Linked DNA regions of Homo sapiens: region 2 is linked to region 1. A link is a loop called in an ENCODE intact Hi-C map of the cell type or tissue named here. Cell type or tissue: IMR-90. All regions are shown on one strand.

Region 1 (8,000 bases):
GTATTATTACTTATGAGAAATTTGGAAAGTCTACATAAGGTGATGGTAACTAGATTAACTGGTTTTAGCTGAATTTTACATCTTTCTAAAGTTTCATAATATATACCTTACCTTATCCAGCTTCAATCCTTTACCATATTTTAACTTCATATTTTTAATCTTTAACTGTTCCTATTCTAAAATAAATTTATCCACTCAATTATGTGCAGTATTATCAATTTTCTCATTCCTTTCCTTAACTAATATAATCTCTCAAATTGTTACATTATTTCACTTTTCTCTAAATTTCATTCTACTATGTTTTAACTGCTTTGTATCTTATTTTTCACTTTAATTTTCACATGTATTTTCAGTTATTTTTACCCATTTTCATCTTCTTTAGACTTCTAACAAGGTTCTGGTGACTGGGTTTTATTCCAGCCTATATTTTACCTGCCTGTAGCAAGAAAGTTTTGTCTTCCTTTTAGGCAGTTACAGACATATTCTCCCAGAATGTGGCTCATCATAGGGATCAGGAAGAAATGAGCTTACCTAGGGATGAAGACAAGCTTTGGTATGACTGGCATGAAAGGCATAAGGGGTGGAAAATGGCTGTGGCTGCAGAAGATACTGGGGAGGGAGGCAGGGACCAGGTCCCATGTGCCCCAATTCTCTTCCTGCAGCCTCCCCAGAGTTAACAACTTCTGTTTTCACAGCTCAGGCATAGCCCTCATCACATTGTTTGCTAGCTATTTGCTCCTAAAACTATCTGCCCACTGGATGAGAGCTCCGGAGACCTAAGACTGTGTTTTAGTCACTGCTGCATTCTTAGCACCTGAAACAGGAAAGGAATTTGACCAATATTATTGAACAAAGGAATGAATCAGTGGTATTCTAGATCAGGAATAAAGGCATGAAGAAAGAGAATGAGACTGGTACACATTTGTGGACAATGAGTACACGCATCCTGCACATTCCAGTAAGAAAACAATAAAGAACAAACGTCCCATCGGACTTCCACTTGCTCATGAAGACCCTGAGTCCTGTGCTCTTCCGGCACTAACCAGTTTGTAACATAAACTCAGAAGCCAACACTTTCCTAAAGCCATTTGCTGATGGCTGCCTAGACTATGCAGTTTCTGTTTCTTTTAATAACTACAAGTTTCTTATGAATTAGAGCCTTGGGACTACATTTTAACCGAATTCAAGCAGCACAAGCCAGCTGTGGTGGTGCACACCTGAAGTCCCAGCAACTTGGGAGGCTGAGGCGGGAGGATCCCTTGAACCCAGGTGTGTTCGAGGCCACCCTGGGCAGCACAAGGAGACCCTATCTCTAAAATTATTTTCTAAAGCAGCACTTGCCAATCTTCCTTCACTGAAACACCACACTGGTGTTACATTCTCCCCTAAGATCTTTGCGTTCCACATTCTCAAAGATTAATTCACGGAACCCACCTAGGCCACCAAAAGTCATGATAAATATAGTTGAGGGGGAGGACAGGTGGACCAGGAACATTTGGAAATTGTGTAGTGTGGTCCTTTTGAAGTTTCTAGTTCTATTTTGAACCTTCTTCTGAGCACCTGGCCAGCCAATCAAACTGCTCACTGTGTGTCTTATAAACTCTGCAAATGCAAAACTGTTTTCTATTCTGTCCCCAGTGTGGTCCCTCTTCACCTTCCCCACCCTACTCCAATGATCTCTCAGTAATCAGTGCCTACATTCGCCCTCACTGGTGCCCAAACTCTCTTCAACTCTCTATCCAAATTCTGTTGATTCTACTTCCCAAGTTCATAACAAATCTACTATCTCTCTATTTCCAATGCCACCCCCTAGTCTGGCCTCAATTCCTCCCTATCTCTATAGTTTTTTTGTTGTTGTTGTTATTGACTTCTTAATTTTTTCTCCTACCCTCTACCAATCCATCTCCATTTGGCAGCCACAGCAATCTTTGTGAAATATGACTTTTATCCTGCTGGGATCCTGCTAAGTCTTTGTAAAAACTATTTTCATTACATTTAATATCAAGTCTAATCCATAACATGATGTAGCCCTTGCTTATCCTGAGAGTCTCATCTTATGCCAGCCTCCTAGTTGTTCACTCTGCAACCATAACACGGGCCTTCTTCGGATCAAAAGTGTATGCTCTTTGCTCCCGCTCTTCCCCCTCCTTGGAATGTGCTTATCTGTCCTTCAGATGCCTGAGGCTGCAGCCCTGCCACAAGTAAGACAGGAGAGTCAATAGGAGTATAAGAAAAAATGACAGTTTCCACTTCAGAGGACGCTAGAACCATGCTGTCAATGACTGAAGTCATAAAACCACATCAGCATTGAGAAGTTCGCTGGAGGATGCAGTGTGTGTGTGTGTGTGCGCACACACACACACACACACCAATTCTGTTCTGCAAAAAAGTAAAATAAAACTAATGTGTAAGCATTTCACTCAAATTTCAGGGAAGCAGGGTTTTCTACTTAATTAGAAACTGGCTTCTGGAGTAACAACAGAAATACTAACTTAACAGCAACTTAAAGAAATAATAGGGGTTTATTTTTCTCATACAGTAGTAACTCCCAAGAAGTCAGCCAGGGCTGGTGTAGCAGTTCAGTAATTTAATTGGAGCCCAGGCAAATTCAGTCTTTCTGCTCTGCCACATAGAGCATGTCAGATTTCATTTCCATGATTGTCATGAACTCATGGGCTGCTATATCTCCAGGCTCAAGTGGGCACTCCAGGCAGGAAAAGGAGAACTGGAAGAGGCTGCCCCCAGATGTAGGACAACTGGGAAGTTGAGTGTTTAGTGTTTACAGCTTCTCTAGAAGAGACAGGCGGGGGAACAGCCTTAGAAATGGAAGTTGGGTCAGCATTAGCATACTAAGATTAATAAATATACATTAATGGTGCTGTAGTCATTATTATTTCCATATGTAAAATATCATGGATATTGTCATTTATTTAGAGTTCTGTCTTTATTATATTTACTATGATTCCTACAGTTCCTCTCACACTATTTCCCTGAGCTCTATTTTCTTCACAGATTAAGGTTTCTTTATGTAGACAAACACACACACACACACACATACACCTAAACAATATGAGTTTTCAAGAAGCTAATCCCTGTGTTTGATGAAGAAACAAACCTATACAGAAATGTAGTGAATGAAAATGGTATACTTCACAACCTGCTTGCACTTTTGAAATCTAAGACTACATTCATCCAGCTAAAAACTACCTTGAAGGATTCCCTGAAACTCATGCCTCTACAGGACACCAGGTGGCAGTGCAGCCTAAGAAGTGACTGTGAGCGTATCAGGTGCGATCTGTTGCTTGAGTACATCAAATTAAATAAACCAGTATAATTTTTTGCGTGCCTATGGAAACCTTTGAGCCACTTAATCATCATGGCTTCAATCTCATTTCTAGAAATGATCAAGGCATGATATGCCCTTTCAGTGACACCATTGTATGTGGCTTATTAACATTCAAATTCTTTTAAGATGGGAGGCAGTTCATAGAAAACACAACTGTGCTATCTAACACAACATCTCCCAAGGCATTTTAGCCTAGTTTAGTAAGTGGTGAGATCACACTCTGATATTTGTTTCCAAAATTCGGGAAACTGCAGTACTTTCAGTGGTAGGATGTTTGAGGAAAAGAAAGGTTCAGACAAATTGCCTACTTTTAAAGGTAAGGCTCTAAGGGCTGGAGCTGTGTTCCTCTCTTCACCAGGGATTTTGAATCTTAAAAATATAGCAGAGATATGTGAAGAGCAAAGTAGCTTTTTTTTTTGAAAGATACGACATTTCAATCTTTAAACATAAATTTATTTATCTGGATGAAGTGAGATTTTGGCACATAAAGAGATGTTTAACCAGCACAACAGAGCATTAAGATAAAGGCAAAACTATGCTCTCTCTTCATCTATGGATGCTAATTGATTTTAACAGAATGAAAACTCCAGTGGGTTGGAACCAATTGCCTGGCGCTCTGTGTCGAGAAGGTTTCTGAGACTATTTCTAAGCCTGGTGAGAAAAGTTAGTGATTGTCTGCTGGAAGTGGGAGATGAAGAGTGGTAATATTTTCCCTGAATTTATACATTTCCCATCCCTATCTTGTTTCCATTTGGTACCACATCCTCTCATTACATTTTCAAGGATCTGTTTTACATAAAGCACTATGTTGATCACTACGGAGGATATAGTATGAAAAAGAAATGGGATGGTCCCTGCTCTCCAGGAAATGATAATATAGTAGGAAAGCACCAGGATCTATGTAATTTGTGGGAGAATGATTTAAGTGTCTCAAATAAGTAAAATGAGCATGATGAGGAGTAATCCCAGCAAAAGGCCACTTTTACTTGGAGAGATCAGGGACCAAGTCCCAGAGAAGTTGAAAGTTTATGTGGGGCCTAGGAGAACAACTAAGATTTCCAAAGGCAAAAGGCAAGTAAAAGACATTTAATGAAAATGAAGCCATGTGAACAAAAATGAGAATAGACCTGGCTCAGTCAACAAGCAGCTCCATGTGAAGGTAGGTGGTGCAAAATAGTAATAAGTAATAGATGTCACTTCATGAGAAACTTTGTCCTTTGAAAGTTAGTATATTCCCCATGTATTTATTTATTGAACAGAATTGTCTGGTGATATTTATGTCTTTTTGGCTTAGAATATTTGAATTCAAATGCTTTGCACTCATTTGATCTCTTTATGCTGAGTATGGTGGGCGAGTAGGGGAAAAGAGAGACCTTTGAGCAAGGTGTCAGGAGTACCCAGATCTCTCTGTAAAATGTTCGCTTCTCGTTGACAGGTACTGAGTCTTCTCAGTGACTGAGAGAAGCCCTCTGGGTAAGACAGGAGTGGACAAACTTCTCCAACAGTGGAGAATGCACATGTTGGCAAACTTGTTCTTCATGTTTCTCTTGATAAAGCCTCTGCCACTGGTCACTGGAGGTGGGTTTTCTGGCTCCAGGGGGAGTCTGACATGAGAGGGGATATCTCTCTTGCAATGGAGGGCTGTAATTCCTAAGGAAGGAACCCAGAGGTAGAAGCAGAATCCCAGAGAAGAATCAGTGACAAATGTGAAGATGGATTTGGAGGAATGTAAAAGATAAAGACTTTGAGAATGAGTCACTAGGAAAATGATAGTAGCAATAACAGAAATATAGACGTCAGGGAGAAGACTGTACAAGAGCTGCAGGAGAATATGGGAGTGACACTTACAGCACTCCAAGACACTCAGATGAAGAAGTCCAGCAAGTCATTAGGAGTGCAGGTACAGGACTGAGAGAGTGACAAGGACAAATGCATAGATTCAGAAAGTTCAAGGGGAATGGGCCTGTGGAAATATCACTGTGCTCTGGCAGTTTGGATATCTATCCAAAATAGTTGGATTCCATTGCTGACTTTCTATAAAAATCAAATATAAGTATATTTCAGCAGTAGAAACCGGATATGGTTCAGTGGGGGAAACCAGTTTTAAACATGAGAACACAGCTTCCTCTGAGACTTCAGGGAAGAATGAGAATGGTGTAGAGTCAGATATCCACAGAAGTAGGAAACACAAAAATTAGGGAATTTTTTTTTCCCACATGGACTATGCTGTCGACATGTCCTAATTGAGAGGACAGGGAAAAAAAGCCACAAGTTGGAGAAAGAGCCAACCATTTGGATTAACTGATGAGAGGTGGGGAAGATGCATTCAATGAGCAATGGTGCATGGAGGCCAGAGGTCCAAATGTGTGGGTGGTAATGTCAGCTCTTCTCCTAGAAAGGTAGGTAGGTCTTCTTCTAGAAATGCTTCATGACATGGGTTCAGTAGAGGACACAATCAATCCTGGCCTAAGAGGGAGAGGGAAACTCACAATCCTGAGTGTTGAGAAGAATCATGCCATTGCTGCTGGTCCTGAATTCTATGTTGGATGACAGGAGCATGGTTGAATATGAAAAACTTGTGATGCCAGGGAGCAGGCTCAACAAAGGGGCACACCAGAAAAGTCTGTGTGAACAACACAATGCATGGAAAAAATATATAGCAGTGCAATCAAAGGACCTCAATTGAACCTCCTTTCTACCTTTCCTCACTAGTTCTGCAAACTTTCTGAAAAATTTAACCCATTGGCTAATCAACAATAAGGACAGTAAGTCTTCCCACACAGGTTCATTATAAGAGTTAAAAAATATATTAGCATATATTAAAGTGCCAGGAACCTGGTGGGTTCTCAAAAATTATTACCTGGATTTTGAAACCGACTATGCTAGAGCAGTGTTCTATCATTTCAAATTTTTGCCCACTATGATTGTAATCACCTGATGAGTTCTTCCTACCTCCTGCACAGAAAAAAAAATCAGTCCACTGAGATCTCAGCATTGCAGTAGAGAAAGAGTTTAACTGACACAAGGCTGGCCTACACTGGAGAACTTACACTTACTTATCACTTACATCAGTCTCCCTGAAGGCTCCAGGGCTCTGAGTTGAGGAGATTTTATGGGCAAGTTGGTGGGCAGGGGTTAGGGAATGGGAGCTGCTGATTGGTTAGGGATGAGATCATAAGGGTGTGGAAAATGGCCCTCATGCACTGAGTCTGCCCCTGGGTGTGGTCACAGGGTCAGTTGAGTCAGGAGTCACAAGTCCAGGTGGAGTCAGTCTGCAAAACATCTCAAAAAAAAAAAAAAATCAGTCTTGGGTTCTACAACCCTCTGGCCATATAACTCCTGAGCAAGAAAGGATTATAAAAACTGTGCTTACATTTTAGCAGAGTTCAGGCTCCTCCCATAATCCTGTTCTTGTGGCCTTTCGTCAGTCTTACAAAGGCAGTTTTTGGTCCCTGAGCAAGGAAGGGATTAGTTTTAGGGAGGGACTATTCTTATCCTCCCTTTCAAGTTAAACTATAAACTAAATTCCTTCTGAAGTTAGCTTAGCCTACACCCAAGAATAACCAAGGGCAGCTTGGAGATCAGAAGCAAGAGGGAATCAACTATGTCAGATTTCTCTTACTGTCATAATTTTGCAAAGGCAGTTTCACAATCACATATATTTTTCTCTCTTGTTATATTTATTTAGTATCCTTTTACCTTTGTGTCTTACAAAAGTTTGGAATCTTTCTTTACCTAGTGAGTCATAAGAGATGCTGCTAAAAGGGCAATGACCATACATGCATTGTCTCCATAATGACTGATATCTAGACGAGATGGTTCTATAAGCTTGGCTCAGCTGAATCTCTTATTCAGGTGTACAAAACAAAGCATGCCAGTGAACATTCACAGAGAACCCAAGTTGAACATTATGAGTTAAAGATGCAGTTAAAATATGAACATGTGAAGTTAAAATATGCAGATGAGGAGAGTATTCCACAGTTATTATCACTTGTTATTCCCCAAAAGCAGCTTTTCATGTTCTGTGAATGTAACAAAAGTATAATGAATACTCATAAGTCTCCTAGATCAGTCTTAAAAATAAAACCACTAGCAAAGGCCTACTGTCACCATCTATGATGCAGGGCCTTCTCTTGCCTCAACTGGCCTTGCTGACGGCACTTGAGGCTACATCAGGGCCACGCTTGGAGGCCAAGTCATGAAGCCTTCACCCACTCCCACCCTCAGTCCCAGGGCATCCCCAGTTCCAACCTAATTTGACAAACTCTCAATAAATCAGCATGTTGTTCCAACAGAGATTTCTTTTAAATTGAAAATGGATCAAAGAGAATATAATTGATCATGTGAAATTGCAGCCAATGGGAAAACAAACTGAAAGCTTGCTGATGTACAAGTGGCCTTTCATCTAAGGAAGAGAGATTTGGATGAAAATCCTAGACTTAAAAAATAGTGGCTATCAACCATCTCTACCTTCTCCTTCTATCCTGCAGGGACAAGAAATCCTAACAGAGGGATGCTGGAGTGTCTGTTCTATTTCAAAAGCTTGGTGGCTGTGCTCATGATAAGGCTTAACTGGCTTGCAGAAGGAAAAGGTAGGAAGACAAGAGAATTTGCATTCTCTAAGCACCTATAAATGAAAGTCACTGCCCTACCT
Region 2 (8,000 bases), 600 kb after region 1:
ATGATTGATAGTATTTATTTGAGTTTTGGTCTGTGTGTTCCATAACTTCTCTAAGAGTCACACTGCCACCTGATTCGTAGAACCTCTTGCAGATCTCTTTCACTGACTCACAGATGGTGGGCTGTGGATACAAAACACCAAAGGTGAGCCCAGCCCACTCCACAGGGAGAATTAGAGTGTCCAAGCTTCATCTGCCAAACATGTGGAACCTCTGTTCCCAGGGCACATGGAGAGATAGTTCTTTGAATCAACATCCATATTACTCCGACAACTCAAGTTGACATAAAAATATCAAGTGTTCATCTTATTTGTATATAGAAATTGCATATTCAGGTGAGTTGCTTTTAAAATCTATTTCTTCATTGTAACATAGTTCCTCATTTATGGCCTGCTTTGTAATAAATTATCCTTTGTAATTTCCCAATCTCTATTTTTCACTAATTAATTTAAAACCTATTTCAAAGAAAACAGATGCATTTCTGTATTTAAATTTTATTTGTTTATGCATAGGCCAGTATTTTTATCTTTCTTGGCAGCTATGTAATAATATTTTAGATCAATTTGTTATCTTTTATTATCCACACAGTATCCAGGATCATTTGCCATTTTAAAAAGTCAACTGTAATTTAACGACATGCTGAATTCCTTGTATTGTTTTGGAAATAACTTCAGGAAAATGTAACTATAATACACCCAAATGGCATACAAATTTTGATATTGTTGTATAAAATTTGTTCAAGTTCACTCTATGTTAATTTTTTATTTTTTATTTATTTGTTTTTAGAGACAGGATCTTGCTCTGTCACCTGGGCTGGAGTGCATTAGTGCAATCATAGCTCACTGCAGCCTCCATCTCCTGGGCTCAAGGAATCCTTCTGCTTCAGCCTCCCAAGTAGCTTGGATTACAGGCATGTGCTACCACACCCAGCTAATTTTTTCATTCTTTTGTAGAGAGGGAGGTTTCACTATGCTGTCCAGGCTGGTCTCAAACTCATGGCCTCAAGGGATCCTTCTGCCTAGGCCTCCCAAAGTGCTGGGATTACAGGCATGAGCTACCACGCCCAGCTAGTATATTTTATATGAGAACTAAAAAACTTAACAATGGTTTACGGGGTACATTATCTAGCCAGATTTCCTTTCTGACTTCATCTCCTGCCTCGCTTTTCCTTGTTCATTCTACCCTGACCTCACATAAATCCTTGAACACATCGGGCACCATCACCTTGGGGCTTCTGCACTAACTGAGGCCTCTCCCTTTGTTTTTCTTTCCCCCAGATATCACTTTCCCACCTCAGATAGCACCTTCTCAGTGAGTTTTCTGGACCACCTTTATATATGAAACATCTCCAGCATCCCCAGTCCTCCTCCAATCCCTGCTATTTTTTTTTCCCATAGCACTTATCACTTCTAATATACAGCATAATTTTCCTCCCTTTTTATGTATTGTCTGTCTTCCTCTCCAGGAATCTAAGCTCCACGAGAGCAAGGATTTTTGTCTGTTTTGTTCTATTGATGCATCCACAAGGCCTAGAACAGTGCCTGGTACATAATAGGGGCTCAATAAATATTTTTTAAACTAGTGGAGAGATATTAATAATATAAAATTTTCCCAAGTCATCCCTTTATCACTTATGAGAATTGCATCTATCATCCCACTTGCAGTTTTAGCTAAAACTGAGGTTCATGCTAATCCTTAACCTTGAATGGTACTCAGACTTTGAAACAAAGAATAACTAAAGGCCCTAGCACTTCATCCTCAAACCATGCCCCTTCTGTTATGATCACAGATGAGCTCTTCTGGAAAAATTCCTCACACAGGGCCTCAGGATCCCCCATCCCTGAAATTTCCAGGTGATGTCTTTCCCTCTCAAGTGTAGAGTGGAACTGTCAGGATATGACTCCTGTCAATCATCCCTAAGCAATGCCCATGAGCCCCTTCGCAGACACGTGCTGCCTACCTGCAGTGGGGAGGAAAGCAGGGAGAGGCTGCAAAACCCTGGTTAGTGTAAAATCACCCTCATTTTCTCTTGTGTTTCTATAATAGAATGAAGAGACACCCATTCCCCAGTATCTCAAATCAAGTAAGCGAGTGGCAACTGCCACCGTGGCTTCCAATTTCTTCCTTGAGGAGTGTAATAAAAGAATCAGATGACACCAAAAGCATGAACCATAAGAGAAAAAGAATTTATAAATTGGACTTCACTAAAATTAAAAACTCTTGCTCTTCAAAAAACACCATTAAGAAAATGAAAAGAAAAGTAATATCCTGGGAGAAAATATTTGCAAAATGTAACTGAAATGACTTGTATTCAGAAGACATTTTAAAAAATCTTACAAGCCAATAAGATAAACAACTCAATTTAAAAATAATTGAGTAAAACATGTAAACAGACAATTCATTAAAGAAAATATATGGATAGTAAATAAACACATGAAAAAATTTTCAGTATTATTAGTCATTAATAAAATGCAAATCAAAACCACAATGAGATACCACCACACCCTCTAGCAGAATGGCTATCATCAAAAAGATAATAACAAGAATTGGTGAGGATGTGAAGAAACCTTCATACATTGCTAGTGGAAATGCAAAATGGTATAATCACTTTGGAAAACAGTTTGGCATTTTCTTAACAAGTTAAATACAAACCCACCTTGTGGCCAGGCAATTACATTCCCAAGTATCCCAAGAGAAATAAAAACTTACATCCACATGAAGACTCACAAGTGAATATTCATAATGGCCCAAAACTGGAAACAACCTAAATGTCCATTATTTGGTAAATGGATAAGCAAACGATATGTCATACATGAAATCAGGGCCAACTTCATGGCACACAACAGTGCAGTTGCACATGGCCCCACACTCAGAAGGGCCTCTGAACTTAGGATTGAATGTACTATGGTCACCATTTTGAAATTCTTAATAAATTTATCTTTGAATTTGTGTTTTGTAAGTGAAATCTAATAAGACATGCACCAGATCTAGGTACCCAGTGCATGCCAGCATGGAGGTTGCATCACCCTGGGGGGTCTCCTGTCCACTTAGGGTTAGGACAGTTGCCCCTTGCAAAAGGGAAATACCTGGTTCAGCTTCCCTGGCCCCAGCCAAGCTACAGCACGTTGCTCCAGTGGTTGATGGGAAAGGTAACCTTGCAGTGGGACATGTGTGCATGGTGAGTCATGGGCCCCCAGGTGCCTGTAAGGGTCTACACTCACCTTGAGACTATCTCCATGCCTGAAGGGGAGAAAACATTAAAAAGCAAACAAGTAACACCATGGCAAGCTTGGAACAAGACTGCAGAAGAAAGGAAAAAACTTTGTGCTTTGGTACCTTTAATGACAATGTTTTCCTGCTTTTTGAACAAGGGACCTGGCATCTTCATTTTGCACTTGGCCTGCAAATTATGTATAAATCCTGAATAAAACACCATGCAGTAACAAAGAGGAACAAACTAATGATACATGCAATAACATGGATGAACTTTACAAACATTATCCAAGGTAAAAGAAGTCAGAGTCAAAGACTACACATGGCATGGTTTTATTTACATAAAATCTCTAGAACAGGGAAAACTATAGAATCAGAAAGCAGTTTTGTGGTTATCTGGGGCTGACTGTAGGAACAGGCATTGAGTGCAAACAAGCCCAAGGGAACTTTTAGGGTAACGGAAGTATTTCAAAACTAGATTGTGATGATAGTTTAAATGTGTAAATGCACTAAAACAAACTGAACTGCACACTAAAAATGAGTAAATTTTATGGTTGTAAATTACACCTCAATGAAGTTGTTTTAAAAAGAATCCGTCTCACCTCTACTCCCTATAATCCACCCACACATCTAGCCCAGCCAGGCAAGGTTCACAGCATAGGAAACCCCTCAGTCTACACCCAAGGGAACACGATTAGCCATGAGACTGAGAACACCTTAGACAATTGGAGCCACCTTCTGCTGAGGTACTGAACAGTGCAACTGATATCTGAGTAGTACATGGTATTGATTTTTTTGAGGAATCAAGGAAGAGTGAAACTTTATTGACCTCTCAGTCTTTATAGACCTTGCAGTTTCTGTTATTAGAATAAGAATCAAGAACAATCTTATTTTGGCAGGTAGAATTCTCTGTGGATCCTGCCCCCTGGTGGTCATGCCCTGTATAATTCCCTCCCCTTCAGTGTGAGTAGAATATAGCAAAGGTAAAGGTGTTTTGTAAATGTAATTAAGGTACCTAATCAGTTGACTTTAGTCAATCAAAAGAAAGAGCATCATGGGTGGGCCTGACTTAATAAAGCGAGGGCCCTCCCTAAAGTCAGGGATTCTTCTTGCTGGCTTGAAGAAGTCGGCTGCTATGTCAAGGAAGCTCACCTGGCAAAGAGCTATGTGTGGTCTCTATGATTTCAGAGAAGTCTTTATTTGAAAGCCAGCAAACATCTGGAGTCTTCAGTTATATAGCTTCAAGGAAACAAAATCTGCCAATAATTTTGATGAACTCCAAAGCAGATTCTTCTCCAGATAAGAATGCAGTCCAGCCAATGCTTTGACTATAGTTTCATGAGACCCTCAGCAGAGGACCCGACTATGCTGTGCCAACCTCCCAACTGGGAGACAATAAATGTAGTTGTTTTAAACACTATGTTTGTGATCATTTGTTACAGAAGAGAAAAACCGTACATTTAACCACACAAAGGAAGCACCCTTACCTTTGTCCAACCCTAAGATAGATTATTACATCTGATGAAGGTCACAGAGCCACTATGATCATGAGAGTAGACTGTAAGTGTGGCAACCGTTGTTTACTAAAACAAACATCAGACTCCATCATCTCATGGCTGCAAATGACTTTATGAGGGAAAGAGGACTGGGTTTTAAGACCAGTTTTGTCCCATAAACATTTGAATGGGTGGTGGCCATAGCTTAAAGATAGAAAGGTATGTAAAGGAGACTGGACCAATACCTGGCATACAATAAGTGCTCAATAAATGTTAGCTTACTCTTTACCCACTTGAAGACTTTCTTTCTCTAACTAACCAAAAATAAAAAACAAATGTGCTTTTTTTTTTTTTTTTTTTTTTTTTTGAGATGGGGTCTCGCTCTGTCACCCAGGCTGGAGTGCAGTGGTATGATCTTGGCTCACTGCAAGCTCTGTCCACCAGGTTCATGCCATTCTCCTGCCTCAGCCTCCCAGGTAGCTGGGACTACAGGCACCTGCCACCATGCCTGGCTAATTTTTTGTATTTTAGTAGAGACAGGGTTTCACCATGTTAGCCAGGATGGTCTTGATCTCCTGACCTTGTGATCCTCCTGACTCGGCCTCCCAAAGTGCTGGGATTACAGGCATGAGCCACCACGCCCAGCCACAAATGTGCTTTTTAACAGTGGCCTTCTATAGACAATAGACTCAGCTTCATTTTCTTATCTGGGGTAGGGGGACTCCCCAGATGGCCATCAAAAGATGTATCTTAAGCCAGTGACTCATTGAAGCTCCTATTCCAGAACTTTGCATGGTCACTCTAACTGCACCATTGAGTGGGCCCTGTTCTGTACAGGTGAGCTCACCCACATTGGCCAACTCTGATCAAAGATCAATAAGCAACCAAGAACTGGTTACTGCTTAAACTTATAACAAGCAAGTATTCTAAATCCTCTTCTCTCACACAACTAAAGCTTTGGATAAGACTGCTCCTTGAAGAAGACAGTCTAACAGAACCAACAGAGGGTGTCTAGCCATCAAAGAACCAACCAATGGGCCATCCCTTCAAAGCGGATTAATTCAAACTCATTCTCCAATGCCAGGGACCCCTTCCAAGTGTCTCCATAGAAGTAGCCCTCGCAGTCACCTGTGGCCTCTTGGGAGTTTCTCAGGATGTCACAGAAGGTTCACAGACTTGGGCCAAATATTACTCCATTCAGTTTAGTTCATCTCTATTGAACCCTGCAGCACACCAAGCCCTGGGCCCTGGCAGGGCACACGGAGTTGAATGTGGCTTGTCCCTGCTCTTAAGGACCTCAGGCCAGTGGGGCAGGTGTCACATTGAACAAATATACTTACTCTCACAAAGACATAGATTATGATGGGAGAAAGGAAGGGACTGGGAGAGTGTGGAGGGAAATGGGTCTGGCTTTAGTTCTCCCTCTCTGGTCCTAAAAGGGAGGTCCAAAATTAAATTCACTTGGAAACGTGTGGGCTAAAGTTAACTTTTGCACTCTCTGGAGAGGTGTTTTCTAAAAACATTTAAAGCAAAACATTTTCAAAATGGGCCTTTATGACATCTATTAAGTAATGCATTTGTCAGTTAGAGCTGTCTCCTATATTCATTAAAGTTGAAATTTTTTTTTTTTGAGAAGGAGTCTCACTCTGTTGCCCAGGCTGGAGTGTGCAATGGCACAATCTTGGGTCACTGCAACCTCCACCTCTCGGGTTCAAGCGATTCTTCTGCCTGAGCCTCCCAAGTAGCTGGGACTGCAGGCGCATGCCACCACACCCAGCTAATTTTTGTATTTTTAGTAGAGACAGGGTTTCACCCATATTAGCCAGGCTGACTCGAACTCCTGACCTCGTGATTCACCCGCCTCAGCCTCCCAAAGTGCTGGGATTACAGGCGTGAGCCACCACAGCCAGCCTCAAGTTGAATTTTTTAATCCCCTCTTTTTAGAATATTCTGCTAGCAATAAGTTCCTGTACTCTGTGGACAATAATACATTCCTTACTTTGTATTCATGTGATGCTTATCCATGTCCTGCTTTGTGGCATTCCTTTGTATTGTCTTGCTGTTGTTGTTGTTGTTGTTCTTCTTCTTCCTTCTTCTTTTTCTTCCTTCTTCTTTTTCTTCCTTTTGAGACTTTTGAACTTACTCAAAATTAAACACAATAATATAATGAGCCGCCATTTAGCTATTCCCAGCACCAACTACCATCAATTCACAGCCAATTGTGTCCTTTCTACATTCCCATTAACCTCCCTCCCTCCTGTATCATTTTGAAGCAAACTCCAGACATCACGTCATTTCATCTTACATACTTTATGTTCTAGAGTATGTATGTAGAACATAAAGGGTCTTTCTTTTTAACACAACCACAATACTATTATTATAACTAAGCCAAACAAAGAACAATTCCTTAATATCATCAAATATTGTGTTCTAATATCTAATCATCTCCCAAATGTCATAAATGGTTGCTAGGTTCTTTTTCTAGTTTGTTAGAATCTGGTCCAACTAAGGTCTATGCATGGCATTTGACTAATATATATATATATATATATATATATATATATATATATATATATTTTTTTTTTTTTTTTTATTATACTCTAAGTTTTAGGGTACATGTGCACATTGTGCAGGTTAGTTACATATGTATACATGTGCCATGCTGGTGCGCTGCACCCACTAATGTGTCATCTAGCATTAGGTATATCTCCCAATGCTATCCCTCCCCCCTCCCCCGACCCCACCACAGTCCCCAGAGTGTGATATTCCCCTTCCTGTGTCCATGTGATCTCATTGTTCAATTCCCACCTATGAGTGAGAATATGCGGTGTTTGGTTTTTTGTTCTTGTGATAGTTTACTGAGAATGATGGTTTCCAATTTCATCCATGTCCCTACAAAGGATATGAACTCATCATTTTTTATGGCTGCATAGTATTCCATGGTGTATATGTGCCACATTTTCTTAATCCAGTCTATCATTGTTGGACATTTGGGTTGGTTCCAAGTCTTTGCTATTGTGAATAGTGCCGCAATAAACATACGTGTGCATGTGTCTTTATAGCAGCATGATTTATACTCATTTGGGTATATACCCAGTAATGGGATGGCTGGGTCAAATGGTATTTCTAGTTCTAGATCCCTGAGGAATCGCCACACTGACTTCCACAATGGTTGAACTAGTTTACAGTCCCACCAACAGTGTAAAAGTGTTCCTATTTCTCCGCATCCTCTCCAGCACCTGTTGTTTCCTGACTTTTTAATGATTGCCATTCTAACTGGTGTGAGATGATAT

What was found. Peaks named below come from ENCODE experiments on the same cell type or tissue, not always from the same donor. Only the 100,000 strongest peaks of a DNase experiment are listed, where the experiment ranks them.
Region 2: it touches region 1 in a loop (6-fold over the local background); 55 of 110 quality-filtered maps call a loop at or near these places.

What each region holds. Positions count from the first base shown.
Region 1 is chr7:31,741,226-31,749,225 of GRCh38, forward strand. It overlaps a transcript of PDE1C not described here. Among named protein-coding and RNA genes, the nearest start is that of PPP1R17, 58 kb to the left of the region's middle. In IMR-90, a CTCF peak has its summit at 3,251 (motif pointing right); a DNase peak (open chromatin) is centred at 3,256.
Region 2 is chr7:32,343,309-32,351,308 of GRCh38, forward strand. It overlaps a transcript of PDE1C not described here. Among named protein-coding and RNA genes, the nearest start is that of LSM5, 140 kb to the right of the region's middle. In IMR-90, a CTCF peak has its summit at 4,127 (motif pointing left); no DNase peak of the experiment used is centred here.